Linked DNA regions of Homo sapiens: region 1 is linked to region 2. Evidence: chromatin loops called from intact Hi-C (ENCODE). Cell type or tissue: heart right ventricle. All regions are shown on one strand. Links, peaks and the distances in the headings refer to the core of each region. The heading gives the core; the rest is flanking DNA. Region 1 has its middle 30 kb from the start of MSI2. Region 2 overlaps MSI2 (musashi RNA binding protein 2).

Region 1 (15,039 bases), core at 2,747-10,746, 64 kb before region 2:
CTTGGACATTGGCATCTCTGGGGGTCCTGGAACAAATCCTCCATGGATACTGAGGGGCAACTGAACTTGGGTATAAATCCAACAAAATATGTGTAACATTATTGAAACGACAAAACTCTAAGCTGGTCGGATGGTAGTGGGTTATCAGAACTTATTAACACTAGTGTCACTAAAGTTTGGTATTTTCCATATTTATGAATAGGAAACTTCAATATTATCAAGATGTTAATGCTTCCCAACTTGACCTATAGATTCAATGCAATCCCAATGAAAATTCCAGCATGTTATTTTGTGGATATAAACAAATTGATTCTCAAGTTTATAGAGAGAGGCAAAGGATCTAGAACAGTCAACTCAATATTGAAAAAGAACAGAGTTGGAAGACTAACACTACCCAACTTCAAGACTTACTATGTACTGTATCGTTTACTTACCATGAAGCTACAGTAATCAAGACAGTGTGGTATTGGTGAAAAGGTAAACAAGTGGGTCAATGGAACAGAATAGACACCCCAGAAATAGACACAGTCAACTTATCTTTGTTAAAGTAGCAAAGGCAATATAATGGAACAAGGATTGTCTTTTCAGCAAATGGTGCTGGAACAACTGGATATCTACATGCAAAAAATGAATCTGGACTGACTTTATACTCTCCATAAAAGTTAACTCAAAATGGATCATAGACCTAAATGTAAAATGCAAAACTAAAATTCCTAGAATATAGCACAGGAGAAAACATAGGTGACCTCGGGTATGTCAATGACTTCTTAGGTACAACACCAATGGCACAATTCACAAAAGACATAATTGATAAGCTGGATATTATTAAAATTAAAAACATCTGCTCTCCCAAAGAAAATGTCAAGAGAATAAGAAGCCTGGCACAGTGGCTCATGCCTGTAATCCCAGCACTTTGGGAGGTCACAGCAGAAATACTGCTTGAGCTCAGGAGTTTGAGACCAGCTTGGACAATATAGTAAGACCCTGTCTCTACAAAAAAATTTTTTTAAAAAATTAGTCAGGTGTGGTGGCACATCCCTGTAGTCCCAGGTACTTGGAAAGTTGAGATGGGAGGATCACTTGAGCCGGGAGTTGGAGACACAGTGAGCTATGATCATGCCACTACACTCCTCCCTGAGTGACAGAGTGAGACCACATCTCTAAAAAGAAAAAGAAAATGAACAACCCGAATTTAAAAATGGGCAAAGGACTGTAACAGACGTTTCACTTAAAAAATATATATAGATGGCAAGTAGGCACATGAAACGAAGTTTAACATGTCATTAGGAAATTGAAAGTTGAAACAACAATTGAGGTGCTACTACACACCCATTAGAATGGCTCACATCCCGAAACTGACAACACCAGATGCTGACTGAGGAGGATGTAGATCAATAGGAATTTATTTATTGTCGGTAGGAATGCAAAATGATACAGTCACTTTACATGATGGTTTGAAAGTTTTTTACAAAACTAAATAAACTCTTACCATGTGATCCAGCAATCACACTCCTTGGTATTTACTCGAATGAGTTGAAAACTTATTTTCATACAAAAGCCTGCACGTGGATGTTTATAGCAGCTTTATTCATAATTGCCAAAACTTGGAAGCAACCAAGATGTCCTTCAGTAGATGGATACATAAATAAACTGTGGCACATTCAGACAATGGAATATTATTATTATTATTATTTGAGACAGGGTCTTATTCTGTCGCCCAGGATGGAGTGCAGTGGCCCAATCACAGCTCACTGCAGCCTCGACCTCCCGGCCTCAGGTGATCCTCTCACCTCAGCCTCTCGAGTAGCTGGGACTACAGTTACATGCCACAATGCCCAGCTAATTTTTTAAATTTTTTGTAGAGATGAGTTTTCACTATGTTGCCCAAGCTGATCTCAAACTCCTGGGCTCAAGCAATCTGCCCACCTTGGCCTCCCAAAGTGCTGGGATTACAGGCCTGAGCCACCATGCCTGACCACCAGTGGAATATTATTTAGCAACAAAAAGAAATAAACTATTAAGGTATGAAAACACATAGAGGAAAGTTAAATGCATATTACTAAGTAAAAGAAGCCCATCTGAGAAGTACACATACTATATGATTTCAACTGTGTGTCATTCTGGAAAAGGCAAAATTATGAACACGATAAAAAGATCAGTGGTTGCCAGTTGGAGAAGAGAGGGAGGGAGGGACGAATAGGCAGAGCACAGAGGATTTTTAGGGCAGTGAAACTATTCTATATGATACAGGTTGAGCATCCCAAGTCCAAAAATATGAAGTCTGAAATGCTCCAAAATCCAAAACTTTTAAACACCATGTTGGGATGCTTAACTGGTAAGTCTATAATGCAAATGTTCCAAAATCGAGAAAAATGTGAAATCCAAAACACTTCTGTTCCCAAGCATTTTGAATAAGGAATACTTAACCTGTACTACAATGGTAGATGCATGTCATCATACATTTGTCAAAACCCATAGAATGTACAATGCTAAGAGTAAACCTTAATGTAATCTATGGACTTTGGGTGATAATGATGTGTCAATATAGGTTTATTGACATAAGTACAAATGCACCTCTGTGATATGGGATGCTGATAGTGGGGGGAGGGGGTTGTTCATGTGTGAAGACAGGAGAACATGGGAATTCTCTGTACTATCCCCTCAGTTTTGATGTGATCCTTTAGGTTTGTGAACTTTTCTACAAAATAAAGTTTATTAATTTAAAAATATATTGAATGGAATTTGTAGCAGGTTAGACACTGCAGAAGAAAAGTTCTGTAAACTTGAAAACACAGCAATGGAAAGTATTCCAAATGAAACATGCAGAGAAAAATATGGAAAAATTTAAACAATTATCAGAGACCTATGGAACTATATCAAGAAGTCTAATGTGCATGCAATTGGAGTTCCTGAAGGAGAAGACAGATGGGAAAAAATATCTGAATAAATGATTAATGAATTTCTTTCCTAATTTGAAGAAAACTATAAATCTATGGATCTAATAAGCTCAACAAACTCCAAACAGAATAAACAACCAAATTATGGCATACCATACCACAGCTTTCCATACTGTGGAAAACAGTGATAAAGAGAAAAATCTTAAAAGCAGCTGGTAGAGTGAGAGAAGACGCTTTATGTGCAGAGGAACAAAGATAAGAATGACAGGAGACTTCTCTTCTAGAAGTATGCGTGCCAAAAGTACATGGAGCAACATCTTTGAATTACTGATAGAAACAAAACAAAACAAAACAAAACAAAACAAAACTGTTAACCCTAAATTCTATAGCCAGCAAAAATGTATTTCAAAAATAGAGAACAAATAAAGACTTTCTCTGGAGATAACAAAGCCAGCAGAATTCATCACAAGCAAATCTGTACTACAAGAAATATTAAAAGAGGTTCTTCAGGCAGAAGAAAATGACACTAGATGAAAATTAGTATCAGCCAGGTGGAGTGGTTCATACCTGTAATCCCAGCACTTTGGAAGGCCAAGGCAGGAGGATTACTTGAGCCCAGGAGTTCAAGACCAGCCTGGGCAACATAGTGAGACCGTATCTTTATTTTAAAAATAAATAAATAAATAAATAAATAAATAAATAAATAAATAAATAAATAAATAAGAAAATTAGAATCTATACAAAGGAATACAAAGTGCCACAAGTGGTAAAGGTATAGGAAAATGTAACAGATTTTTTCCTCACTTTTAAATCTCTTGAACAGATAATTAATAGCTTAAAGCAAAAAAAAAAAAAGTATTGTGGGATTTATAGCACATGTACAGGTCTGACAAAAATAGCACAGATGGGAAAAGAGATATGAAAGTATACTGTTGTAAGGTTCATATGCTAAATGTGAAGTAAAGACAGACTATATTACATTAAAGATGTATAGTGAGAACTTCAGAGCAACCTCTAAAAGTAAACACACAAATAGGTCTGGGTAAGACAATAGTGGGGATTAAAATGGAATCATAAAAAATGCTCAAGCGGCCGGGCGCGGTGGCTCACGCCTGTAATCCCAGCACTTTGGGAGGCCGAGGCAGGTGGATCATGAGGTCAGGAGATCGAGACCATCCTGGCTAACAAAGGTGAAACCCCGTCTCTACTAAAAATACAAAAAAATTAGCCGGGCGCGGGGGCGGGCGCCTGTAGTCCCAGCTACTTGGGAGCCTGAGGCAGGAGAATGGCGTGAACCCGGGAAGCGGAGCTTGCAGTGAGCCGAGATTGCGCCACTGCAGTCCGCAGTCCGGCCTGGGCGACAGAGCGAGACTCCGTCTCAAAAAAAAAAAATGCTCAAGCATTGCAAAAAGAAGACAGGAAAAGAGGATCAAAAGAACAAAAAAGAAATGGAACAAATAGAAGACAAATAGTAAGATAAGCACAATATAATTCTATATGTTTAATTTTCTTTAATATTTATTGATAATGTTTTACCATTTCTATGTAGAACCCTTGCACATCTAGTGAAGATTTGTTCCTAGAATTGTTATGTTTTCTGATGCTATTGTAAGAGATATTTTAAAATTTTTATTTCAACATGCTTACAGCCAGATTATAAAATTTAATTGGTTTTGGTCATATTTATATTGTATCTAGAAACTTTGTACATTGACTTATTAATTCTAATAGTGTGTGCATATTCCTTTGGATTTTCTATGTATCAACTGTGTTGTCTGCAAATATTGGTAGTTTTTTCCTTTATAACTTTTATATCATTTGTTTCTTTTTCTTACCTCATTGCATTGGTTGGGACCTCTAGTATAGTGCTTTTTGCAGATAACCTTTATCATATAAAGGAAGTGTCCTTCTATTCAAAGCTTTCTTTTCTTAAACCAAGAACGAATGTTGAGTTTTATCAAATGCTTTTCTGCATTTGTAGATAATAATCATATGATTTTTCTCCTTTATTATGTGAAAGTGGAAATTTCTCATTGATTTTAAATGTTCAACTAATCTTGCTTTCTCATGATGTACAATAGTCCCCACTTATCTGTGAAGAATATGTTCCAAGACCCCACCCCAATGGATACCTGAAACTGCAGATAGTACCAAACCCTATGTATACTATGTATTTTCCTGACTACATACCCATGATAAAGTTTAATTTATAAATCAGGCATGGTGAGAGATTAACAATAACTAACAAAATAGAAAAATTGTAACAATATACTATAATAAAAGTTATGTAAATGTGGTCTCTCTCTCTCAAAATATCTTATTGTATTGTACTCACCCTTCTTTTATTAAGTGAGATGAGACGATGCCTACATGATGAGATGAAGTGACGGAGTAGGATGGTGCAGGATTTCATCACGCTATTCAGAACAACATGCACATTAAAATATGAATTGTTGGCTGGGCATAGTGGCTCATGCCTGTAATCCCAGCACTTTGGGAGGCTGAGGCGGGAGGACTACCTGAGGTCAGGAGTTAGAGACCAGCCTGGCCAACATGGTGAAACCTTGTCTCTACTAAAAATACAAAAATTAACCAGGCATGGTGGCACATGCCTGTAATCCCAGCTACTCGGGAGGCTGAGGCAGGAGAATCACTTAAACCTTGGAGGCAGAGGTTGCAGTGAGCCGAGATCACGCCATTGCACCCCAGCCTAAGAGACAGAGCGAGACTCCGTCTCAAAACAAACAAACAAACAAAAAACATGAATTGTTTATTGCTGGAAATAAACACATAGTTTATTTCCATTTCATATTTTTGGACCACAGTTTACTGCAGGAAGGTCACTAAAACCATGGAAAGTGAAACCACAGATAAGGGAGGAATACTACAGGATACCTTATCTTTTTCATACATTGCTGAATAAGATTGCCAATATTTTGTTTATGGTTTTTGAATCCATGTTCTTGGGTGAGGTTTACCTGAAATTTTTCTTTTTTTTTTTTTTTTTTTGAGACAGGGTCTCACTTTGTTGCCCAGGCTGGAGTGCAGTGGTGCGATCTTGGCTCACTGCAACCTCCGCCTCTTGGGCTCAAGTGATCCTTCTGCTTCAGCCTCCCAAGTAGCTGAGGCTATAGGCATGCACCACCACGCCTGGCTAATTTTTGTATTTATTTATAGAGCTGGGATTTCACCCTGTTGCCCAAGCTGGTCTCAAACTCCTGGGCTCAAGCAATCTACCCACCTTGACCTTCCAAACTGCCTGTAGCATCAGCCACCGTGCCTGGCCGAAATTTTTCTTTTTTGTACTGTCAGGTTTGGCAGCAAGTTAATGCTAAGTTAATAAAATGAGTTGAGGGAATGAGGCCTCTTTTTACATGCTTTGAAATAGCTTGCATACAATTAGAATTATTTATTCTTTGAGTGTCTGGAACTTGCTGGTGATGCCAGCAGGGCTTGGAGTTTAATATGTGGGAAGGTTTTAATTTACACATTCAATTTCTTTCATGATTATAGGATTGTTTGGGGTTTCTCTTTTAGTCAGTTAGATTTTCCTGAGAGTGGGTCTGTTTCTTAGAAGATTTCAAATTTAGTGACATAAAAATGTTCAACAATGTCCTCTTATTATTTTGTTTCAATCTGTGAAGCCTTTATATTTATATCAGTATTTCATTCTTGATATTGTTTATTTATGCTTTCTCTCTTTATTTCTTGGTCAGTCTTACCAGAGGTTTGTCATTTTTATCAGTCTTTTCAGAGGAACGTTTGGCTTTGCTAATCTTCTCTGTTGTGTTTATTTTCCATTTCATTAATTTCTATGCTTCTCTTTATTTCTTTTCCTACCTTTCTTGAGTTTATTTTGCTGATGTGTTTCTAACTTCATAAAATGGATGTTTAGTTCATTAGTATTTAGTTTTTTTCTTTTCTTTTTTTTTTTTTTTTTGAGACAGAGTTTTGCTCTTGTTGCCCAGGCTGGAGTGCAGTGGTAGGATCTCGGCTCACTGCAACCGCCATGTCCCAGGTTCAAGTGATTCTCCTGCCTCAGCCTCCCGAGTAGCTGGGATTACAGGCGCATGCCACCACACCCAGCTAGTTTCGCATTTTTAGTAGAGGTAGGGTTTCTCCATGTTGGTCAGACTGGTCTTGAACTCCTGACCTCAGGTGACCCACCCACTTGGCCTCCCAAAGTGCTGGGATTACAGGCATGGCCACCTCATCCAGCCTTCTTTTCTTTTTTTTTTAAACATAGCCTTTTGGGCCATAAATTTTCCTCAGAATTGTTTCATCTATCCCAAAAGTTTTGCTGTGTATTTTCATTACAGTTCCATACTCAATATTTTCTAATTTCTGCTGTTTTCTTCTTTGAGCCCCTGGTTATTTAAACACGGGTTTCTTAATTTATAAGTATATGTGGATTTTCTATTAACTATCTGTTACTGATTTCTACCTTAACTTCATTGTTGTCAGAGAATGTATTCTATATGATTTCAATACTTAAAAAATATGAGATTTGCCTTATGACCTGGTATATCAGCAACTTTTGTAAATATTCCATGTGTGCTTGAAAAGCATGAGTTTCTGCAGTTGTTGGGTATGGTGTTCTAAATATGTCTGTGATGGCAATGAAAACGCGCCACTCAGCTCTTCTGCTAAATATGCGTAGAGTGGTCATGAACGTGTGCAACTCAGCTCTCCTGCTATGGGGTGCACAGTTGACTGGCAGCCCTAACCACTATTCCTTTGGATCCCACAATGCATTTGTGCTGAGACCACTCTTCCTCTGAGCTGCTTCCAGCTGGTGGAGCTGAGCTTGTCGTGGTTACTAGTGCAGGCCCATTCCTGTGGGATTTGAGACTTTTTAAATGGGCAACTTTGGTTCAAAGGCACCCCATCAGCCTGGCCATGCCCTTTATAGAATTGCACTGTAGTCTGAGACTCTACCTACTCAAGTGTTCTTCCTTTTCCCACTCCTTTCAGATTGGTATTGTGGGCAGAAGGCTCTCTCTGCCTGCTACTGCTTCCTTTCCTTTATCCTTCGTGGGCAGTTTCCCCAAGACACCTCTGGCATGTCTAATCTTATCTTGGCATCTGTTTCCTGAATTGATATAATGTCCCTTTGGTCAGTTGTACTGCATGTGTTGTTCAAATCTTCTGTATCCTTACTGATGTTTTTTCCTGTTTGTTCTGTTTGTTCTACCAGTTACTGGAAGAGGTGTGTTAAGTGCCCCACCATGGTTCCTGATTTGTTTATTTCTTTTGGTAATTACCAATTTTGGGGAGATATATATACATATGATTTCAGACCTTATCCTCCATGCAGAATTTGTGCTTAATATATTTCAAAAGTTATTGAGTATGTAAATTTAAAATAGTCTGCGTTGAACTGACTTGTTTAACGTCTTGAAGTGGCATCTGTCTCTAGCAATGCTTTTTGCTTTAAGTCTACTTTGCTCATTAACATAGCTAAACCCAGTACACATTTTCTTAGTACACCTTTTCCCCCCTTTTGCTTTTAGACTCTCTGTATACTCTTGAGATATGTTTCTTATGAACAGCATATAGTTTGATTTTTAAAAAATTCATTCTGACAAGCTTTGTATTTTAGATGAAACATCTAATTCATTTATATTTGTCATTATTTTTCATATTTCTGGTTCTATAGCTATTATACCTTTTCTTTTACTACTATTTTCCCACAAGTTCCATTCTTTCTCTACTTTCTTGCCCTCTTTTGGATTGATTTGTTCTTTTTTCCATTTCCACTTTTTCCCTCCACCGATTTGAGAACTGTTTCTATTCTGTAAATGGAATCTCTAGAAATAGCAGCAAATAACTTAGCAAAATCAAAGTTACTTAGCAATTCTACTCTTTTTCGGAAAAATATGAAATCTTACAACTTCCACTTATGCCTTCCTGACACATATGCTGTTATTGTTGTGCATTTAGTTCTATCAACTTTTCTTTCAAAAGCCCACAAGTCTATTACTATTGCTTTAAATGTTCAATGTTTCACCTATTTTCTCACTTTTTTGTGTTTTATTTCCTCTTGTTCTCTACACCTTCCATCTGAACTAGCTTTTCTTCTGCCAGAACTGAAGGTTTGTTAGTAGCAAGTTGTCTCAGTTTTTGTTTGCCTGAAAATGACTTTTCCTCCTTAATTATGAATATAGAGTTGAAAATGAACAATCATCTTCTCTCAGCACATTGAAGATATCATACATTGTCTTTTGATTTCAGTTGCTGCTAATGAGTAGTAAATTGTCTGAAACTCTTTTTTTTTTTTTTTTTTTTTGAGACAGAGTCTCGCTGTCGCCCAGGCTGGAGTGCAGTGATACGATCTCGGCTCACTGCAAGCTCTGCCTCCCGGGTTCACGCCATTCTCCTGCCTCAGCCTCCCAAGTAGCTGGGACTACAGGCGCCCGCCACCACGCCTGGCTAATTTTTTGTATTTTTAGTAGAGATGGGGTTTCACCGTGTTAGCCAGGATGGTCTCGATCTCCTGACCTCGTGACTCGCGCGCCTCAGCCTCCCAAAGTGCTGGGATTACAGGCGTGAGCCACCGCGCCCAGCCAGTTGTCTGAAACTCTTTTAAAAATAATCTGTCTTTTCTCTTTCACTGTTATTAAGATATTCTTTTTGTCTTTGGTGCTCTGCAACTTCATTATGATAGAGATAAATGCTAGCTAGCTAAATAGTTAGCTATTTATATATTTCCCATGTTATTATTCCAGTAAATCTGTCCCCTGAGTTCTTTTTTTCTAGAAGTTCTTTAGATTCTTTTTCAAAATCACTTGTTTTCTTGTTTTCTTTTTCTTGCATACATTTTCATGCATGATTTTTATTTTTATTAAATGTATGAAACGTGGTTGTTTAAAAGTCTTTGTCTTATTTCAAGATCTGAAGTTTTTGCAGGATTGTTCTAGCTATCTGCTGCTTCTTGCACTTAGTTCTTAAGTGCCCTATTTTATTGTGTAGTTAGTTTCTTTCTCTCTCTCTCTCTGTCATTTAACTTTAAACTGATCGTTTTCCTTGACATTTTATGTGTGGGAATACTTTGAAGTCTGGGATAAATTTGGCTTCCTCTATAAAGGATTCACTTTTGCTTCTGCCAGGTTCTGGAGGCATTACTATTTCTGGGATCACTCCAGTTACATTCTCCACTTGGTCTATCCAGACCACCCAGAGTGTGGATTTTTTGCTATAAACTGTGTCATGGACAGCTTGTGGTTTGAATGTTTAGTGATGATTCTTGGCACGTGTGTCTACACACGCACACAAACACACACAAAGACACACACATAAACATACGCACCTGTCTTACCCTCTTCAGTGCAAGTGTGAGGCAGATTTCCCCTGCAGTCTTCAAGAGAATGTGGGAAATATTCCTTTTTTTTTTTTTTTTTTTTTTTGAGACAGAGTTTTGCTCTTGTTGCCCAGGCTGGAGTGCAATGGCGCGATCTTGGCTCACTGCAACCTCCACCTCCCGGGTACAAGTGATTCTCCTGCCTCAGCCTTCCCAAGTAGCTGGGATTACAGGCACCTGCCATCACATCCAGCTAATTTTTGTAGTTTTAGTAGAGATGGGGTTTCACCATGTTGACCAGGCTGGTCTCAAACTCCTGACCTCAGCTGATCCACCCACCTTGGCCTCCCAAAGTGCTGGGATTACAGGCGTGAGCCACCGCGCCTGGCCCGAATGTGGGAAATGTTTCTGAATTTCCCCTTACACAAAGGGGATAGCCTTTGGAAGCATCCCAGCTTTATGGTGGAAGACTACTTATTAAACTCCTCATCTTGGTCAGACGGTGGGCTTTGTCTCCTTTTTCACAGTCTTGTGAGGCCATGAATACCAAAGCTCAAATTCAGCAGGTTTAGCAAATGCCTTTGGAACACATTGCTCTACCCACATCTCTCAACTACTCCGCTAAATCCCTGGACTAAGAATTGTTAATTTTTCTGCTTATTCACTGATGCTCTTAAATTATTTTTAATCCAGAATTTTTAGTTATTTTCAATAAGTATATTGATTCACTTGCCATGTTTCCAGAAATGGAAATCAATTTTATTAAAAAAAGACTCATGTTTTATAATTCAACAGTCTTCATTTAAATAGTACCAATGTACAGTGTCCACTGAAAATCCACTGTAACGTTAATGGATTAATCATAGTGCGTATTTGCAAAGCTCTTTTAACTTTTCAAATGGTTTTCACATGTATCTGTGGTTCTCAAGGGGGGGGTGGCACTGCCCTTCTGGGGAGTTTTGAAAATCTGAAGGAGTTGTTTAGATTGTCATTATGGATGGGAGCCATTATCAGCATTTAGTGGGGAGCCAAAGATGCTAGACTCCTACAGTGCCTAGGGCAGTCCTGCCCAAAGAATAATTGCACTGTGTCTCATATGACTTTTCAGTATCCCCTGGTCGTTCAGAAACTGAAAATCATACCTTGTCCTGTGTCATAGCATAGGGGCTTATTTTAATTCTTCTTTTTAAATTTTATTTTATATTTATTTATTTATTTATTTTGAGATGGAGTTTCGCTCTTGTTGCCGAGGCTGGAGTGCAATGGCAAGATCTCGACTCACTGCAACCTCCGCCTCCTGGGTTCAAGCGATTCTCCTACCTCAGCCTCCCGAGTAGCTAGGATTACCGGCATGTGCCACCACACCTGGCTAATTTTTTATATTTTTAGTTGAGACAGGGTTTCTCCATGTTGGTCAGGCTGGTCTTGAACTCCTAACCTCAGGTGATCTGCCTGCCTCGGCCTCCCAAAGTGCTGGGATTACAGGCATGAGACACTACGCCCGGCCTATTTTGTTTTGTTTTTGTGGAGACAGGGTGTCTCTGTGTCACCAAGCCAGAGTGCAGTGGCGTGATCAGAGCTCACTGCAGCCTCAAACTCCTGGACTCATGCAATCCTCCCACCTCAGCCTCCAAGTAGCTAGGACTATAGGCATGTGCCGTCATGACCAGCTAATTAAAAAATATATATATATAGTAGAGATGGGGGTCTCACTATGTTGCCTAGACTGGTCTTGAACTCCTGGGCTCCAGTGATTCTCCTACCTCGGCTCCCCAAAGTGCTGGGATTACAAGCGTGAGCCACTGTGCCTGGCCATGCTTCTCTTCTTAATAAGGACCAGTTTATTTGTGAGATCTTCTTCTTCCTCAATTTTTCCACTTTGATAATTTTTAATTTGTCTTGGCATGTTATTCTTACTTCAATTAAGATTATATCTCTCTTGTTTCTTATCATATGCAAACAAGCCTGGTTTGTTTTCATTTCTTCTAACAGGGTCATTGTGGTGAACACCTGTACCTCTGCTCCTTGATTTCCTTAAGCTCTAAATCCAAGCTAATATGTTCATTATAACTAGTTGCTATCATTTCACTCCTTCAATGTGTCTTCTAATGGAATCATGCCAAGGCAGTCACAGGTTGAAACACAAATTTGTGTGTATCTATCTACCCTTTATACTATACCTTGGACATCATTTTTGGAGGAATTATGTTTGTAGGTATATTGTCTCTGAATTTAATTTCAGGATAGTGAAAGAGGCCTTTACAGAATATATGTTTAGAAATTAGGTCTGGCTGGGCGCCGTGGCTCATGCCTGTAATCCCACCACTTTGGGAGGCCAAGGTGGGTGGATCACTTGAAGTCTGGAGTTTGAGACCAGCCTGGCCAACATGGTGAAACTTCAACTCTACTAAAAATACAAAAATTAGCCAGGTATCGTGGCAGGCACCTGTAATCCCATCTACTTGGGAGGCTGAGGTGGGAGGCTCACTTGAGCCTGGGAGGTGGATGTTGCAGTGAGTTGAGATGATACCACTGCAATCCAGCCTGGGCAACAGAGCAAGACTCCATCTCAAAAAAAAAAAAATTAGGTCTGATAGGGTCTAATAGGGTTAAGAACACAGACATATTTGTTTCCTTTCATTCTTCTAAAAACTCTATTAGGTAGATACTTTTATTTATTTTTTTGATAGGGGAGGAGACTTAGGCTTAGAAAGGCAAAATAACTTGTCCAAGGTCTCTGAGATCTTTAATTAGGCTTGATTACAAGGTGGCTGACACCCTGCATCCCACTACTGATGTCTTGCAAACTGTCCATTTATTCTGTCAATGAGTATGCATGGTGCAGCTGTGAGAAGGGGACGGTGCTGGATGCTGTGTAGAAGGCAGGAATACATAAATCACAGTCCCCACTCTCCAGGAGAGGAGAGAAGATTTGCTAGAAGCCCAGAGGCCAAGTACAACCCAGCAGCATCATTGTCACCAGAGTAGCACAAAAGCAGGAGGCCACTCTGCTGAAGAGACATAGGAAGGAGGAGTACATGGAAGAAGTACACTGGCTGGAGGCTTTGGGATGGGTGGAAATTGGACAGGGTGAGGAGAGGCAGGATGGGCTGAGGAGGAGGGCATTGGGCATAACTCATTTTGCTTAAGCAAAGGCAGACCAGTTTTCCTGGAGCACCCAGGTTAGACTGTGACATAATCAAATTCCTGAGAACAGAATGACTGTAAGACAAGCATCCAAGTTGATATCACAGGTCACCAGATATACATCAAAGAGAGGATGAGGAAGCAGACAGGGTAGTACAATAACACACTAGATGGCAAATAATTTTGTACTTTTATGACAAACTAAGATTTAAGGATGTTCTTTGCCACATTGTTTATGCTAGGGAAGCATTAGAATCCACAGAAATGTCCAGAAATAAGAAAATGAGTGCACAGTTATGCTACATTCAGCTATTTAGCATACTATGTATTTAGCCTGGTTTCATTAACAAGTCAAAGTTATACACAAAGAAAGTGGGGAGTGGGAGAGGTTGGTTAGGGGCTGGAACAAGATACTGTTGCAACCTCAAAGGGACATCAAAGACACAGTCCATTGAAATGCATGGTTCTTGATTGGATCTTGGTTTGAATAAACCATCTATAAAAGAAATTGTGGAAAACAAGTGAAAATTTCTATATGGAGCAAGTATTAGATGATATTAAGAAATTATTGTGGGCTAGGTGTGGTGGCTTATGCCTGTAATCCCAGCACCTTGGGAAGCTGAGGCGGGCAGATCACTTGAGGTCAGTTCAAGACCAGCCTGGACAACATGGCAAAACCCCGTCTCTATAAAAATACAAAAATTAGCCATGCGTGGTGGCACATGCCTGTAGTCCCAGCTACTCAGGAGGCTGAGACATAAGAATCGCTTGAACTTGGGAGATGGAGGTTGCAGTGAGCCAAGGTTGAGCAACTGCATTCCAGCCTGGGTGACAGAGCAAGACTCCGTCTCAAAAAAATAAATTAATAAATAAAATAAAAAAGAAGAAGAAGAAGAAATTATTGTGAATTTTGAAGTTATGTAGGAAAATATCCCTTTTGGGATGTATATGGATGTGTTTAGAACTAAAATGTCATGATGTCTGCAATTTACTTAAAAATACTTTAGCAACGAAGTAGATGAAGTCAATACATCAAATGTTAACAGTTGTTATCTAGGAGATGGGTATGGAGGTGTTCATTATCCTACTTTTTCTACTTTTCTATCTATGGTTAAAAATTTCCATAATAAAAAGTACAAAGAAAAAAAAGAGAGAAAAAGAAGAAAATAACGTTTATAAATAATTTTAATGATGTAGAAAAATACTATGATATAATGTTAGATAAAAGAAAAGTAAGAATGAAAATTTTTGTATATAAAATTTTGATTCTTATATAAAACTTATATATAAAATTTTGTATATACAGCATATATATTTTTTGTACATTCAGTAGTATACAATATGGTCTTAACATTGCTTTAAAAATGAATACATGCAAGTTATGAAACACTCACCAAGGGCCAGGTCCTGGGGATGATGTTGGTATTAGACTGTTCTCGCACTGCTATAAAAAACTACTTGAGACTGGGTAACTTATAAAGAAAAGAGGTGTAATTGGCTCACAGTTCCACAGGCTGCACAGGAAGCATGGCTGGGGAGGCCTCAGGAAACTTACAATCATGGCGGAAGGTGAAGAGGAAGGAGGCACATCTTACATGGCCGGAGCAGAAGGGAGAGCGAAGGGGGACATTCTACACACTTTCAAACAATCAGATTTCGTGAGGACTCACTCACTATAATGCAAACAGCAAGAGG
Region 2 (15,039 bases), core at 3,359-11,358:
CTGAGGATGTCAACATTTTAAATTTGTCACTGCTTTGACTTCCCTAGCTTTATCTCCCTTCAGATCAAAGCGGGGAGACTAGGAGTTGTCACTACTGGATTTGGTTTCAGACTATGTTGGTGTACCCTTGCTTTATGACCTTGGGGTTTCCTGTCTTTGCTTGGGGTGACGGGTTCATTTCAAACAAGTGAGATGTGTGTTGTGGTCTTTTATTCAGAGTGGGGAGCTCTTAGAAGCACCCACAGAGGCTTTGAAAGGACTGGGAAGCAGCTTGGAGGGCCAGTTGCGTATTTTCCAAGGATTCCTGAATATCAGGAATCCAGAAGTTTCTATTTGTTAGCCTTGCTGCTCCTCCAAGGAGCCATCCTGAAGGCAGTTTAGTCCTGCACTGGGAGACAAGGCACAGGCCTGAAGAATTCCTGCCCCCTGCTGTATAATAAATCTGATACTAAAATTAGTGCTGGCCTCCTGAGCCATATTTCTTGCTGAGATGATAAAGAAGTGTGTGTGTGGCAGGCTCATCTTTCAGGATTGGAGGATGTTGCTTTATGTCAGATAAGTGCCCAGGTCTCGAGATCATTTTTTTATGGCAGCCTCTCCCCCATTTCCCTGCTTCCTCTCCCTGTTCTGTTTTGTTAGGGGTAGGAGTAGGTAGGGGTGGATAGGGGAGAAATATTTTAGCTTGTCTTCTGGTTTTGTGTAAGTCTCTGTCACCGTAGGTAGATGTTCCTTGAGAATCTTTCTGAAGGTTTTATAATTGAGTCTTTTACCTCCGTGACAAGATATTATTCACTTTCTCTAAAGCGTTTACTTTATGCTTGGGCTGGGGTTGGGGGGTGGGGGGCAGACTTTTTTTTTTTTTCAGGGAACTCTGTCTCTAGAAGAGACTTGCCGTCAGGGCAGTTGAATGGCCAGCTTACGACTTTAATAATTGAGGCGGCATCTGGGCCCCTTGCTGAACGGCAGTCCTTCTGGCAGGGCGATTTTGCTTTTAAAATAACCATGTTCACCTTTAACTGCAAACGGCTGTGACGAGAGTTGTATTTAATTTTAAATTGCCCATGTCCAGTAACCCTCTGTACCTCTTTAAATAATAAAATGTTTTTAATCTTCCTGCAGCTGTGTTCTCTGTGTGGGGGCTTGCCATTTTTGGAAGAGGAGGGGGCTTCTGTGCCTCCTCTCCACTCCCTTTCTTTTCCCTTTCAAACTCACCGGGACTTCTAGAAAATGCCATTTCACTAAGGGCGGAATCTGGCCCGTAAAGTCTCTGGAGTGAGTGCTGGGAAGTTTATAAGCAGAGGCCGCACAGGGTCAGTCAGTAATGTCAGCCCCTGGGGCTGAAGTGCTTCCTTTGTGGGCAGAACCCCAGAAGTCCCTTTGTATCGCTGACCCATTAAAGACTTTTTCTCCCCATTCCCCGCCTCCAACTTCAGGGGGGCTTGATTTGTCTGTTATAATCGGAAACAGATTTTGGGCTCCTGATCCATTATAGATGTGTTTGAGATGGATGCCAAACCTGAAGCCACTTAAAGAGCATGTGAAAATGTGTTTAGATATAAAGGAAAGAAAGGAAGAGAGAGGATGAGGAAAGAAACAGCCTCTTCCAAATCCCCCAACTAGAAACAATACTGAAATGATAACACACAACAAAAAACAAACAAACAAAAAAACTCGATTTAGGCCCTAGGAAAGCATGGGAGGAGAAAATTAGGCTCCAGAGTCAGCCAAGTTGGTGCTTAGTCTGGGATGAACAGCCCAGTGAAGGAGGTTAAAGGAGGCAGAAGACCACACGCGCACGCGCACTCCCGGAAGCGTGGTTCAGGTGGGGCCTGCCGGGTCCAGGGGAATGTGTGTCCCAGGCTTGGAGCAGAGGGTGGCAGGTGCGTGGGGACGCATGGGAAGCACTCACGTTGTGCCCAGCAGGTCCATGTTTCTATCCCGGAGACCCTTGGGTTAGGAAATATTGATTGCTCTGTATTTGTAAACAATCTTTAAGGGGATCTAGTGCCAACACAAATAGTCAACTTCAGGCGAATCAAGTGGCCTCCTCTCAACAGGGAAGCCCATTGCTCTGATTTTCTGGATCGACACAGCCCCAGATTTATTTTCCTTTTTAATTCTCAAAAGGGGCCCGCTGAGTTGAGCATTGCCCAAGTATTGGTTTCTTTTCATCCCTGTTGAATTTTTTCCCTTCTTTAATGAAAGAGTTGGATTGGCTGTGCTGGGCCCTCCACCCGGTCATGGTAGTCCTGGTGACGCCTGGCTGCAGGGTTTCGAAGGTGGCCCTCATTTCAGCTGTCCTTGAGGCTCACTCCTGTGTTCCCCCTGCCCCTGCCATCCACCCCGCACCCGCCACCCCGAAACGTTTGTAGTACAGCTGCTGGCCTAGAACTCGAACTGATGTGTCTCTCACTCCAAACAAAAAATAAATCTGTGTGCTTTATGTATGTGTTTTAGAGGTGTGCCTGTGTGTTTTTTCTCTTGACAAGCTCATTCCCTACAGCTGTGCAGTCACAGCCCACTTTGAAATCTGCAGCATATATATATTTTTAAGTGAATAAGTACGAAGAGATGGGAAGATGTGGTTTGACTGTAATCCCACGTAAAACACTCTGACCCCAATTTTTAAAAAAGTATTTCATTAAAATGTTGTAGGAGACTATTACTGAGAAGAAGAAAGTTTCTAAGTTGATGGGACTCTTGTGTCTCCTAGTGTAGAGTTGATTTTGTTTTTTGGGGTCACCATGGAGATGAGAAGCATGGGGCTTCATGGCGTCATCTGCCCCCATTGGGGGAGGGCTTGTTGGCACAGGTCACCTCTGGATCAACCTCAGCCTCATCTGCTGGGGATGGGAGAAGCTCAAGTTGGCCAGGGGTTTACCCTATGCCCTCCTCAACCAGAATTAAAATGACCTTTTTTTTTTTTTTGCCTTCGAAGACAACATTGGTAACAATTTATTGAAACTATGGAGCTTAGCAGTGATCAGTTTTTGGATTTTCTCTTTCTTCAACCCCTCCCCTTTCTGGAAGACTTGTAGGAGGATAGGGGAGGTTTTTCTGTGCATAGATTGGCGTCGGTTTCTTAGAAGTTTCTTCTTTTCACCTTAAAAAAAATTGTTTGCATCCTTCCCCTTAGATAAGGAACCGTCAACATCCTTGTTAGAGCCCAGTGCGGAGGGGACCCTGAGGCACATACTGTTTTCAAGGTTAGATAGCAACAAACTTTCAGAGTAGCCGGAGTTTCAGGGGAGGGAGGGTTCTTTGGGTTCAAGGTTACCCATTTTTCCCCTGCTAGGAAGAAAGCCTTTTTGTTTTCTTTTGCCGACTTCTTCCAATAGCTTAGAGCAAATAGATTAGCAACCCAGCAGAAACCAAACCAAGGAACAAATAAAGGGGAAGTTTGCAGAGGGCCCTTGGCTGGGGGCTGGCTGCTGCTGAGGAGGCCAACTTGCGGTTTTCCATTTTCACGGTGAACCGCATTGTCTCAGCGTTCGCTGGTATTCACAAAATCAGAAAGAAAGGAAGGTGGTGGTGGGAGGGCGCACTTTTCAGGAGAGGCTGGGGTGTGGGGAAAGTATGCCCAGCTGCATGTTATTAGCAGCCTTCAAATAAAGTTTGTGGAAGGTTCCGGCCCCCACAGTCATGCCTGGGAAGCTTCTGTGTTCTTAGTAGGTGTTTTGAATTCTGTGGGATGGAACTGAATGTTTAAAAACAGTTACAGGAACGTCTCCCCAAGTAGGTATTCCTGAGAATTTCTGTGTACATGGAACTCTATTTTCTTAGCAAGCATCATTATATTTTTAGAAATGTTTTCTTTTCTCCTTGCCCGTCAGTTAGCCAAGCCTCCTACCACTCACTTTCTGTTGTGTAGTTCTGATTTTCCGAACAGGTGTTTAGATGATGAGGGGTTATATTAAGAAAGTACTAAAGAATACGTCTTATCACGTGAATCAGTATCTTTTTATTCAACATGGATGGAGTGGGAGTGGAGACCAATCTGTTTTATATTCCTGCAATCTGATGAGGGTAAGAAAAAGTTCATGCTGTTCATATTAGCTAGCCAGCCTCTTTCTGTCTTTCCCTCCCTTCCTTCTTTCTTCTTTATTTTTTCTTTCTTTCTTTTGTCTAATACCTAATTCCTTATCTCATTTTTGGGATTTTGAGAGAATAATTTTCATGTGGGGCGACAGAACTAGTGGTTGTAGTTTCACTTGTTTTTTTGACATTAAGGAAACAACAAATAGTCTTTTTTTTTTTTTCCTCAGACTGAGCACACATTTTAAGTGTTTTAGGGGGAAGCTCTGAAGGCAGTTTGTGGTGATTTTTAAAAAAATGTTTTTAAAGCTTTAGTCTCTCCTGGAAGCTTTGTGTGTCCCTGCATTTTCCTCGACGGTCGCTAATAAGAACTGCTGGTCTAAATCAGTGTCTCTGAGAGTCATTGATTCACTAATTGCTCATCATCGAGTCCTGGCTTCCCCCTCCTGCTGAGAGCACTTTTGTTTTCTGCTATTCTGCAAGGACTTGGACAGATTTCTGGAGTGTTTAAGAGGTAACCAATAAAAGAGTTTGGCGTGCCCCTGTTGGTAATTGTGCTTCTCGGAGGTGACCACGTCATTGGTATCCGGGCTCCATAAACAAGGGGCTGCCTTACCAGTGACCTTTCCCGCCTAAAACCGAAGGCCCCAAGGTCGCTTGTCTGATGGAGAATGTATTTCCCGGCTCACTGTGAGCCTCGACTTAATTTGTTCCTTTCCTAAGGCAAAATGACCTTCCAGTAAACCCACACCCCCTCCCCCGCTTATTATTATTTATTTATTTTTCTGGTGAACAAACAGAATTAGGAAAGGTGTGTTCTTCCAGGAGAGAGCGGGCAGTGTGGGAGGAGATGGCAGTCTGGCTCATTAAAATGCCGAGGTAGGTTTAAGCTGATTGCCAAGTGCGGGTCCTGCAGGTCAGAGTGTGATGCCCAGAAACAAAGCAAGGCCTAGGGAGAGGCTGGCCTGGAGGCAACTGGCTCGCGCCGCAGAGAGTTTTGAAGCCACATTTCTTCATTGGAAATTTAAAAAGAAAGAAAAAAAGCAGCCCCTTTTGCTCCATATTTATCATCTCTATAGTACCCTACAAATAAGTGGTCTCAAAAAGTTGTTTTTTTTTTTTTTTAATTTGCTGAACCTTTATAATAGGACCCTTTCTGAGGGCCCCGTGAGCCCAAGAATGCCTCCTTGCAATGTGAGTGTGGGAAATTAGTGCAGGCCCAAGGAAAGGAAGTGTGAAACTGCTTCCCTCAGTGAACACCCAGCCTGGCGAGGCTGTCCTGTGTGTCTTGGAAGCCCTGCTGGGCCTGAGTTTGGGTGCCATATAATTTGCTGGCCTAGCACCCCTTCCATGGGTCCCTCTCGGCCAGCCTCAAGGAAGGGGTCCTGTGGGGGACAGAATAGTGTGTGTGAGGGGCTGTCTGCGGGTGGAGGACTGCCGGGGCTTACCATCCTAACTTGTTGCTCAGTCGCGGAGTCTTGCATGTTGACTCTCCTGGGCTTGGTTGGCCGCTGCTGCTTTCCTGTGGTTGTTGGTTTGTGTTAGGTGTTTGGTCCTCTGGTTTGCTTTGGGTACTGGGACTTTAGCCCAGGGAAGAGGCCTGTGGTGCTTCTCTGCCTTTCGGCTCCTACGTGGGGCATTGGAAAGCCCTTTCCCTGCCTGGTTGAAACCTTCGCAAACTGCACACCTGGCCGGCCTGGCAGTCAAATGGATTCCATGGCAGCCCCTGCCTAGAGCGGAGCAGGATGTCTGTTTCGGCCGGTTATGAATGAAATCAGAGTCCTGTGCTGGCAATGCCATTGTGCGTAAGGAGTGCAAGGAATGCACTGGGCCATCTTCCCAGAGAGACCCTATAGACGAAACAGATGTGGTCAGATGAGCCCCTGGAGACAGCAGTAGTGGGGAGTGTGGGAGAGCAGGCCAGGGCGGCACCAGGAGGAGCAGGAGGAGCTCCAGGAGGATTCTGAGCCTCCTCCTCCTCCTTTATTCCTCCATCCCTCTGTCTGGGGTGGGATGTTTGGGAGAAGAGAGGCAATGTGGTATGGTAGATAGGCCTGTTCTTTGGAGACAGTTCTGGGATTGAATCCTGGCTATGTGACCTGGCCAAGTGACATAACCTCTCTGAGCCTGATGTGTGTCATCTGTAAAATGGGGATAATAAGACTTGTGTGGCAGCTCTGGGAACAGACAGAACTTTCTGTAGAGCACGTAGCACAATTCCTGGCATCTGTTAGGTGCTTAGTCAGTGTTGATTATGCAGCCAGCCTGGACCCAGCTGTTGTCGCTGGGACAGGGAGGAGGTCGTGCAGTTACCGAACCCTACACCATTGATTTTACTGCTTTGGACCGAGAGGCCCGAGTGTGCTGTTTAGCCTTCCAGGCCCTGAAAGGTTAGTTGTACCCTTCTGACTTTCTCTACAGAATCTTCCCCCTAACCTTCCTGGTGTTTGCTAAACTGAGAGTTAGCCTCACAGAGTCCCAGCTTCTCCTGGGTCATCATCCTTTTCTCTGGCCTCTGCCTGAGAGCAGCGTGCACCGGAGACTGAGGGAGGTTGGCTGTAATCAGCACAGACCCTTGGCTCTCAGCTGAGGGTGGATCCCAGTGTCTAGATGATAGATGGTGCAGTTTGGTTTCTAATTCCTGCTTGATTTAGAGAGGTGCTGGGAGTGAGTGGTGTTACAGGGAACGGAGGCTGTGGGAAGGCTGGGAGTGTGAGCGTTTGATTACCTTCTGTGCTCTAGGCCAGGGGTCCACAACTTTGGCACTGTTGACATTTTGAGCCAGATTATTCTTTGTTGCAAGGGTGGAGGTTGGGGAAGTGGGGGTGCATTGGAGTGCATTGTATCTGTAGTAGGATGTTTAGCGGCATCCCCGGCCTCTACCCACTAGATGCCAGTAGCAATCCCTCCCTGGTTGTGACAGCTAGCAATTGCCACGTGTCTCCTGGGGGACACAGTCACCCTTAGATGAGAGTCATTGGTCTAGCACTATAGGTCACTTCTCTATAAGAAGGGGAAATATTTGTATGTTTTCTGAGGTTCTGTTCTGCATGGATTGGAACCTGGACAATGAAATATTCATGAAATTCAAGAGCAGGAAAGTGCCTGGAGAGATCACCTGGTCCAGGCCCCAGCCTCCCGCAGGTGGCTAGCCACATGCCCTGGGTTTGATTTCCACGGCTCCTGCTGGTCTTCCCTTTTGGTTAAGTGAAAGGGCAGGGAGAGGGGACGTTTCCACCCAGGCCAGCATCTCTATAGAGCTTTTTGGAGTGGGAACTTCTTTTAGCAGAATGACTCTGCACTCCTGGGCTCTTGGCAGTCCTGTGTTTGGGCCTCTAGGAGTTTGGTTGCAAGCTCCACGAGTTTGATTTGCTCTCTCATCCCTGGCACACACAAATTTGTCACTCAGAGGGACTGGCTTTTCTGCATGCACTGAATGGATTTTTATTTGAAATGAATTCATTAAAAAAAAAAAGTTTTGCTTGCCAGGACTCTGCCGTCCTCTCTTCCCTTTTATTTCTCTCTGTCGTCTGTAAGACGAGCCTGGAAGGAGCTGTCTGGTGGGATTGGTTGGCCAGGGATTTTTCTAGGCCCTGATTAAAGGTAAATTATCAGATGAAAGTTGGAGGTTGCTGCTGTGCTTGTAAAAAAGTCACTTGTGTGCCATAAAATCCATCACAGCTCCCTTGGTGAGAAGGAGGAGGCCGTGAAACACTCAGTGATGCTACTTCGGCTTCCAGTGATTTGGCTTCCCTCTGCTGCAGGAGTGCTGCCCGGCAGCCCGGTGCACCCTGCTCTTGTGAGAAGCTCGCTGAATCACGTTGGTGGGAAGCTCAGAGACAGAACTGTGTGTTGCCGGCAAGTTGCCATGAAGTAGTTTTAGATGTTGGACTTAGGAGAACCAGATGGCTTTATGGAGTAGAAGCGGAGCCCATGATGTCTTGGTGACTTTTGCCTCTCTTTTGCTTAGAACCAAAGAAGGTGGTTGTCCAGTTGGAGAGGGTGTGGGGAGTCTGGCCTTGGAGAGGCAGTATAGCCCATGGTTGACAGCATGGATGCAGGGACCAGACTGCCCAGCCAGTTATAGAGGTGGGACTGTGGGCTAGTTATTTAATCTCTCTGTGCTTCAGTTTTCTCATCTATAACATGGGGATGAGAGTAATAGTACCTACTCTGGGGTCATCTTGAGGAATTTGTGCAAGAAAAGGGCTGAGCCTATAGCCTGGCCAGGGGTAAGGAAGTCATCCTTAATTATATTATCATTGGTTACACTATTCTTTTTAATTTATTTTAGTTTTTCTTTTTAGAGACAGAGTCTCCCTCTGTTACCTAGGCTGGAGTGCAGTGGTGTGATCATAACTCACTGTACCCTCCAACTGTTGGACTCAAGCAGTCCTCCCACCTCAGCCTCCCAAGTATTGGCACTACAGGCACATGCCACCATGCCCATTTAATTTTTAAAAATTTTTTGTAGAGATGGGGTCTTGTTATGTTGCCCAGGTGGGGGTCTCTAACTCCTAGCCCCGAGTGATCCTCCTGCCTTGGCCTCTCCAAATGTTGGGATTACAAGTGTGAACTACTGTCCCTGGCCTGGTTATATTATTCTATAATAGATGGTTAGCCTGGCTCCTGAGGCTTTAGGAAAGTGCTTCTCAGACTTTACTATGCAGAAAAATCAGGTGAACCCATTCCTGGGCATGCTGAAATCGGTGTCTCAGTCTTGGGGCCCAGGACTCAGTGTTTAATATCTCAGGTGGTGATATTGCAGGGAGCCCGCATATAACCTGGTGGCTCCTTCAATGGCAGTGTTGGTCAGATTCTTAAAGAATGAAGGGCCCCCGTGTCATCACAAGGAGAAGTGTCTTCCACCTTGGATTATCTGGGAAACAGTTCTGCCCACGCTGGGGGGCCTGATTTGGGCCCTGCGTCAGTGTCCTGGGTGTAAACCTCTGCGAGATGCCCCTGGGTGTCAGGTCCTGGCTGCACCCCATCGTTAGGACTGGGGGCAGCAGCAGATGAGGGAAGACTTGTCTCCTCTGGCCCATGGAGTGTCCCTGTTTTTCAGCTCAGCCAGCATCCCATACTCAATTCTGCCGGCGAGAGCTGTGGGCCTGTTTTGCAGGTTGTGTCGTTTCAGCGGGTAACTGGTATGTGTGTGCATGCGTGCAAAAGAAAACATCAAAATGTTTGGGGAGTGTTTTAGGAAAATAGCAAGGAGCAGATTGCCAAGATTCGCTTATATGTTTCTTTTTCTTTCCTTTTCGCTGTGTACATGTGTGATCAGCATCCCGGAGTGTTCTGAAATACAGCTTTGGCTTTCTTACCCCAACTATTCTTCCGTATAGCAGAGAGGATACAATTCACCACCAATAATACCGAGCAATAAATAACCCAGAGAAGATGAATAGCCTTGTGTGGTGGTAAATTAAAGTTGATTTATTGCACATAATATATACAGGTGCTCCTAATGTAATTAAGCAGCGAGGCTTTTAATGTTGCAGAATCTGAAAGAAGACCCAAGAAAATTGGGTCTTAATAAGGCTTATTGAAATAACAGCTAAACATGCTGCTTAGTACCATTAGGGGATGCTGAAAGATGGATCGACTCTGCTGCTTTTTCTTATGTGTGGAGATGACACACCTGACCTGTTGTCAGCAGGTCCCGCACTTGAATTGTTTTCTCTACGGTAGGACTGGATTGTTTTGAGCTGTCAATATACCCTGGCCTTGTCCTGCTTGTGGCCAGAAGTTTAAGTGGCTGCCTATTGAATAGGTTTTTTTTGAGTGAAGGACGGGGGAGCTGGAACTGAAGACCCCACTGTCTACAGCCATACCACCCTGAATGTGCCCGATCTCATCTGAAGACCCCAGCCTCATTCTCCCCCGCCATTCTAACTAACCAGGCCAGGCAGGAGAGGATTTGTTCATGGAGTGAACTCACTGATTGAGCCTTTACCATGGGCAGAGTGCTGTGCTGGAGATTGGGAGTCAGGGATGGAAACAAAAGCTAGACAGTCCCCCTCCTCAGGAGGGCTAGTGGGCGAGACCTGCGTGAAAATGCAGGATCGTAGAGGAGGGGACGCATTCACCGAGAAGGTCCAGTGGATTGGGGGCTAGGGAGACCCTCGGACAGCTGCCTGGGGGAAGGGGCTAGAGAATGGGAGGGGAGGCTGGACTGGTGATTTAGGGGCAAGAGCAGGAAAAGTTCTGCATTCCGCTCAAGAGATAGAGACTTTGCCTGAAGGCAGTCTGGAATCCTGGCGGCTTAGGAGCCAGGGCATCATCACATTGATATTTTAGAGAGAAAATTCTTGGCAGTGTTATAAGTCATGGACTGGGGGAGACCAGGGAGCTAAGAGAACAGGGCCTGGACCAGAGCAGGGGGCAGAGTGAGTATGAAAGGAGGAGGGGTGAGAGGCAAACTCTCCCATGTGCCTTAGACCTGGTGACTCCAGTGGGGTTGGGGTGGCAGGGTACCTGGAGGAAGGGTGGATTTGTGAGCAGCCAGTACTTCCATCAGAACCCCTCGGGGGTGCTTGTTAGAAATGGAGGTTGGTGGGGGGTCCCTCACCTGTGGATCTCCAGTTGCTAAGGTGCCTGGACATCTGTGACTGAAACCAGGTCCCCAAAGGATGCTGAGGCCTGGAAACCTTGGTCTCACCTGGAGATGTGGCTCCACGATGCCCTTGGGAGCGAGCGAGTCATTTCACAAAGTGTTAGGAGGGAAAGGAGCCTTTCTGGGGCCAGCACGGTTGGAAGAGTTCACAGCCTTTCTGTGAGTTGCTTTAGGGGCCTAAGACTTTGGTTGCTGAAGGAAGTATAAATGTACAGTGACCCTCCAAGAGCCTCCCTCTCACAGGTATGCCCCACTTTAAGAAAACCCGCTAGACGAAAACCCTGACTTTTGGAGTAAGATTTGTCAAGGAGAGAGAGTTCTTCCCAGTACCAAAGGTTTCAGAAAAAGACCCGTTTAAGTAGTAAGCTGACCTTCTGAACCAATAAATAAGACAGTGGTTTCTTTCTTTTGTAGAGGTCACCTGTTGTAAATCTGAGAACATTTGAAGAATTTACTGCATTGGCTCATTAAGGTTAAAAAAAAAAAAAGTCAGTCGACTTGGTCAGCATTACCCAGTGCCCATGGTTTTCAGAGCCACCCCTGGGTGAACTGAGAATGGTGTTTGCTCCAGAGCCTGGGGCCACAGGGGAGGCTGGGGAGAGACTCAGGGCCCTACTGTTGGAATGGCCTTCACATGACTTGTCCTGCTTCCGGCTTGGAGTATGAAACCACCAAGAGGTATGTACAGCTCGCATTCCAGCATGGGAGGCGGGGAGGCTCCTGGACCCACGGGGCTGTCAGGTTGAGGCCTGCTCTGAACGCCTGAGCACTGCGATCCTGATGTGGAGAGCTTCCTTCCACCTCCGCCTCCTCCTCACGCTGCAACAGCGCTTGGCTGTACCTTGCCATTACTTGATTATTTGCAGAATTAGAAAAGGCTCAAGTATCTGATCATAATTTTTTCCTGGATATATAGCACATCCTCTGAATATGTAATCAGTGCTTTATTGTTTTTTTGTTTTTTTTTTTGTTTTTTTTTGTTTTTTTTGAGATGGAGTTTTGCTCTTGTTGCCCAGGCTGGAGTGCAATGGCGCAATCTCGGCTCACTGCAACCTCCGCCTCCTGGGTTCAAGCGATTCTCCTGCCTCAGCTTCCCGAGTAGCTGGGGTTACAGGCATGCGCCACCACACCCGGCTAATTTTGTATTTTTAGTAGAGATGGGGTTTCTCCATGTTGGTCAGGCTGGTCTCGAACTCCTGACCTCAGGTGATCTGCCCGCCTCAGCCTCCCAAAATGCTGGAATTACAGGCATGAGCCACTGTGCCCAGCCTGTTTTTTTTTTTTTTTAAAGGAATATGGGCTGTTAGATGTTGTAAATGGATAGGCAATGCATGTTCACTTTTTCTGAGGCTTGTTCAGGGAAACTGAAAAAAGTTCCTCTGTCACCTTGTGTGCATCTCTGTGGTACTGTCTCTCCAGGGTAGTGTGGGATTTAGAGGAGAGGGGCTGGAGGGGACCCTGCAGATGTCCCTATGTTCTGGAGGCGGACTTGTTTATTTTTGACAGAATGAATCTTGGACATGGGAGGATCTGGCTCTGACCAGCCACAAATTGGATATTTGTTTGACCTTTTTATTCCAGTGAGTGGGAAGAGATCCGGTACCTCCTTTATCATAAATCTTGCCTTGTTGTTTGCTCCAGTATAGCACTTCATCTGGGTGCTGTTTGAGCATCTGGCTTTCATTTTTAAGTGCCGGCAGGTGCAGGGGCAGGCATATCTCAGGGGGCCGTGGCAGATGAACGAGATGTGGCAAAAGCTGGCGTGGCACTGTTGGGGGTGAGTTTCACGGGAGAAAAAGGAGTTGAGCTTATTCTTGGGCAACTCTTTGCCTTCCTGCTAATGTTTCCAAGTATACCATGCAAGAATCAACTCCAAGGGGCTAGCTGAAGCTGGGGAAGGTGAAGAAGTGAGTCTGAGTTGTCTAGAACTTGATTGGTAACATCTCAGGGTACTGCCAGCTGCTGGACCAATGTGGTTCTCCTCCTTCCCTGCCTCTCACCCCTTCAAGATGAGTTGTCTTGTCTCTGACCCATCCTACAACAGCCACAAGTCAGTCGATCCTGTGTTTGTGCTCCCGAAGGACTTGGCGACTTGGCTAACAAGGAGACATTTGTTATTTCATTTCCTCATCCATTATTCATGCAGTGAGAGGTAATTAGCATTTAGTAATGTGGTTTCTGGGGTAGGTGAGTTGGGTTCATTCATTGAGCAAACATTTCTTGATCCCCTGCTCTGGGTTGGGTGCAGGCCAGGGGGCTAGGGTTACAGAGATGAGGGAAGGGCCTAGTTTGCCTTTGAGTGTGTGTCTGTTTGGGGAGGCAGGTGATCAGCGGGCGAAGGATGCTAAAGGTGTTTCAGGACCACCGAGCAGAGAGTCGTTTCTGGGGAGAGCCAGGGAAGGCTTCATAGAGGAAGTGGCATTTGGCTTGGGCCTTGAAGAGTGAACAGGAAAGAATTGGGATGGGGGGAATGTGCCCACCCTCCAGTGCAAACTGGGTCCTGGGGTTTAGCTTCTGATGATGGATGGTCATGGTCATGTGTCTTTCTGTGCAGCGCTGCCCACTTCTTTCCCCAAGCCTCTGTCACTCAGGAGAATTAATACGCCTCCTGCCCAGCATCTGGTGGCCCTGCCGCCCTGCTTGCTTAGGGAGATGGCTGACAGTTGGCAAGGAGGGGAGCTAGAAGGGTGCTGGTGAGTCATCAGGCTCCCCATGGCTAAAAAGAGAGCATACTTCAAAGCCCAGAGCATATCAAAGATGGGTTGTGTCACACCCACTGAGCATTTTACACAAATAAGAACTCAGTTTCTGACTCTGCAGCAAAAAGTTGGTCAGTTTTTGGGGGATTATTATTATTATTATTTTTTATACAGGTGCGGTAGGTTGAGAAATATTATTCATGGAAATAGGCTAAGTTGAAATAGGCTCTATCTGTTAAGGAATAGACTTATTAAGGTGGTGGGTGTGCCCTGTGTCTCTCTTCTTTAAACTCCGTTTTTCTTTGTTCTAGCCAATGTTTTATTGCTGATATGAATCACTGAGGGGCTTGGAGGGAGAAAGGAAAGGGTTTCTGTATAAACAGCTGTCTTGCTGATTCAATCTACAAAGTGGATTTTATAGCTAAAGTATTTGTTCTTGCTTTAAAATGCCAAAACAGCACCGTCATTTCCTCAGCGAAAAGAAGGGTCTTTGAGAATATGGGGCTTTCTGCTCCCGTCACAAATCTTTGCTTGGGGGAGAGGAGGAAGGAATTCCATAGAACTTTTCTTTGAACTGGTCTTTCTAAAAGAATCTCATGCTCAGAGGAGAAGAATTTTCTTTACAAAGTTTGAGTTACCAGTTCACGCAGCCTTCCTTTTTTTTTTTTTTTTTTTTTTTTTTTTTTTTTTGCCTTACTACATGTTCTGGTTTAAAAAACAATAATAATCCTCTCTGGTCATCACAGCTGACTACCTGCTTAATGTTTGCATATAGATATTTCATTTTCTTTTTTTATGCAAGATTTCATCGTTGCATTATCTGAGATAGTTGGTTGCCCTGAGATTATTAATAAATTGAGACAGTTAATGGTGTGTGACTCAGAACATACATTTAAAAACAAGTTGGAATAGAAATAGGTCTTTTACAAAATTAATTTTTTGTTAGGCTCCTCTCTTGAGCCTTTTTGTTTGAAGCCGGCTGGCTTTGTAGTGTTCATATATGGCCGACTGCAATTAACATAAATTACTTTTAAATACCAGTTAGTTGCTGTGGAGAGAGGCCAGGGTGGTGGCTGCTTATGGAAGGTTAAGAGGCTTGGTCATTGTCTGGGTTTTTATCTCACTGTGGATCAAATTCTGTTCCCTTTGGAGGCCAGAAGATCGTGTCAAAGATTGCTTTCTTTGACGATAGGGAGAAGGATTAAGTCTTTGCCCAGAGTACCAGTACTTACCAAGGAAGAATAAATAATCATAAAATGTTTACATATTTAAAAACAAATAATATTAAAATGCAACATGTATCCTGGATTGGATCCTTGAACAGAAAAAAGACATCAGTAAAAAAATTGATGAAATCCAAATAAAACATGTAGTTTAGTTAATAGTATTGAATATTGAATCAGTGTTAATTTCTTAGTTTGATCAATGCATCGTGGTTATGTAAGAGATGAACATTAGGAAAAGCTGAATGAGGGGTATGGGGAACTCTAAGCTATTTTTGCATTTCTTCTGTCATTCAAAAATTATTTTGAAATATTAAGGCTTTTTTGTTTTTTGAGATGGAGTCTCACTCTGTCGCCCAGGCTGGAGTGCAGTGGCGCGATCTCTGCTCACTGCAAGCTCTGCCTCCTGGGTTTACGCCATTCTCCTGCCTCAGCCTCCTGGGTAGCTGGGACTACAGGCCCGCGC

What was found. A loop is a pair of places that touch in the nucleus more often than their neighbours do. Peaks named below come from ENCODE experiments on the same cell type or tissue, not always from the same donor. Only the 100,000 strongest peaks of a DNase experiment are listed, where the experiment ranks them.
Region 1: a loop joins it to region 2, with 4 times the contacts of the local background. A loop is called at or near these places in 2 of 110 quality-filtered maps.

The regions. Positions count from the first base shown.
Region 1 is chr17:57,219,014-57,234,052 of GRCh38, forward strand. No RefSeq gene overlaps it. Among named protein-coding and RNA genes, the nearest start is that of MSI2, 30 kb to the right of the region's middle. In heart right ventricle, for the core only: no CTCF peak of the experiment used is centred there; no DNase peak of the experiment used is centred there.
Region 2 is chr17:57,281,987-57,297,025 of GRCh38, forward strand. All of the region lies in intron 5 of MSI2 (musashi RNA binding protein 2), which reads left to right. Among named protein-coding and RNA genes, the nearest start is that of MSI2, 33 kb to the left of the region's middle. RefSeq lists an enhancer at 2,852-3,121 and a silencer at 6,648-6,823. In heart right ventricle, for the core only: a CTCF peak has its summit at 6,905 (motif pointing right); DNase peaks (open chromatin) are centred at 6,285 and 6,888; H3K27ac peaks cover 4,504 bases.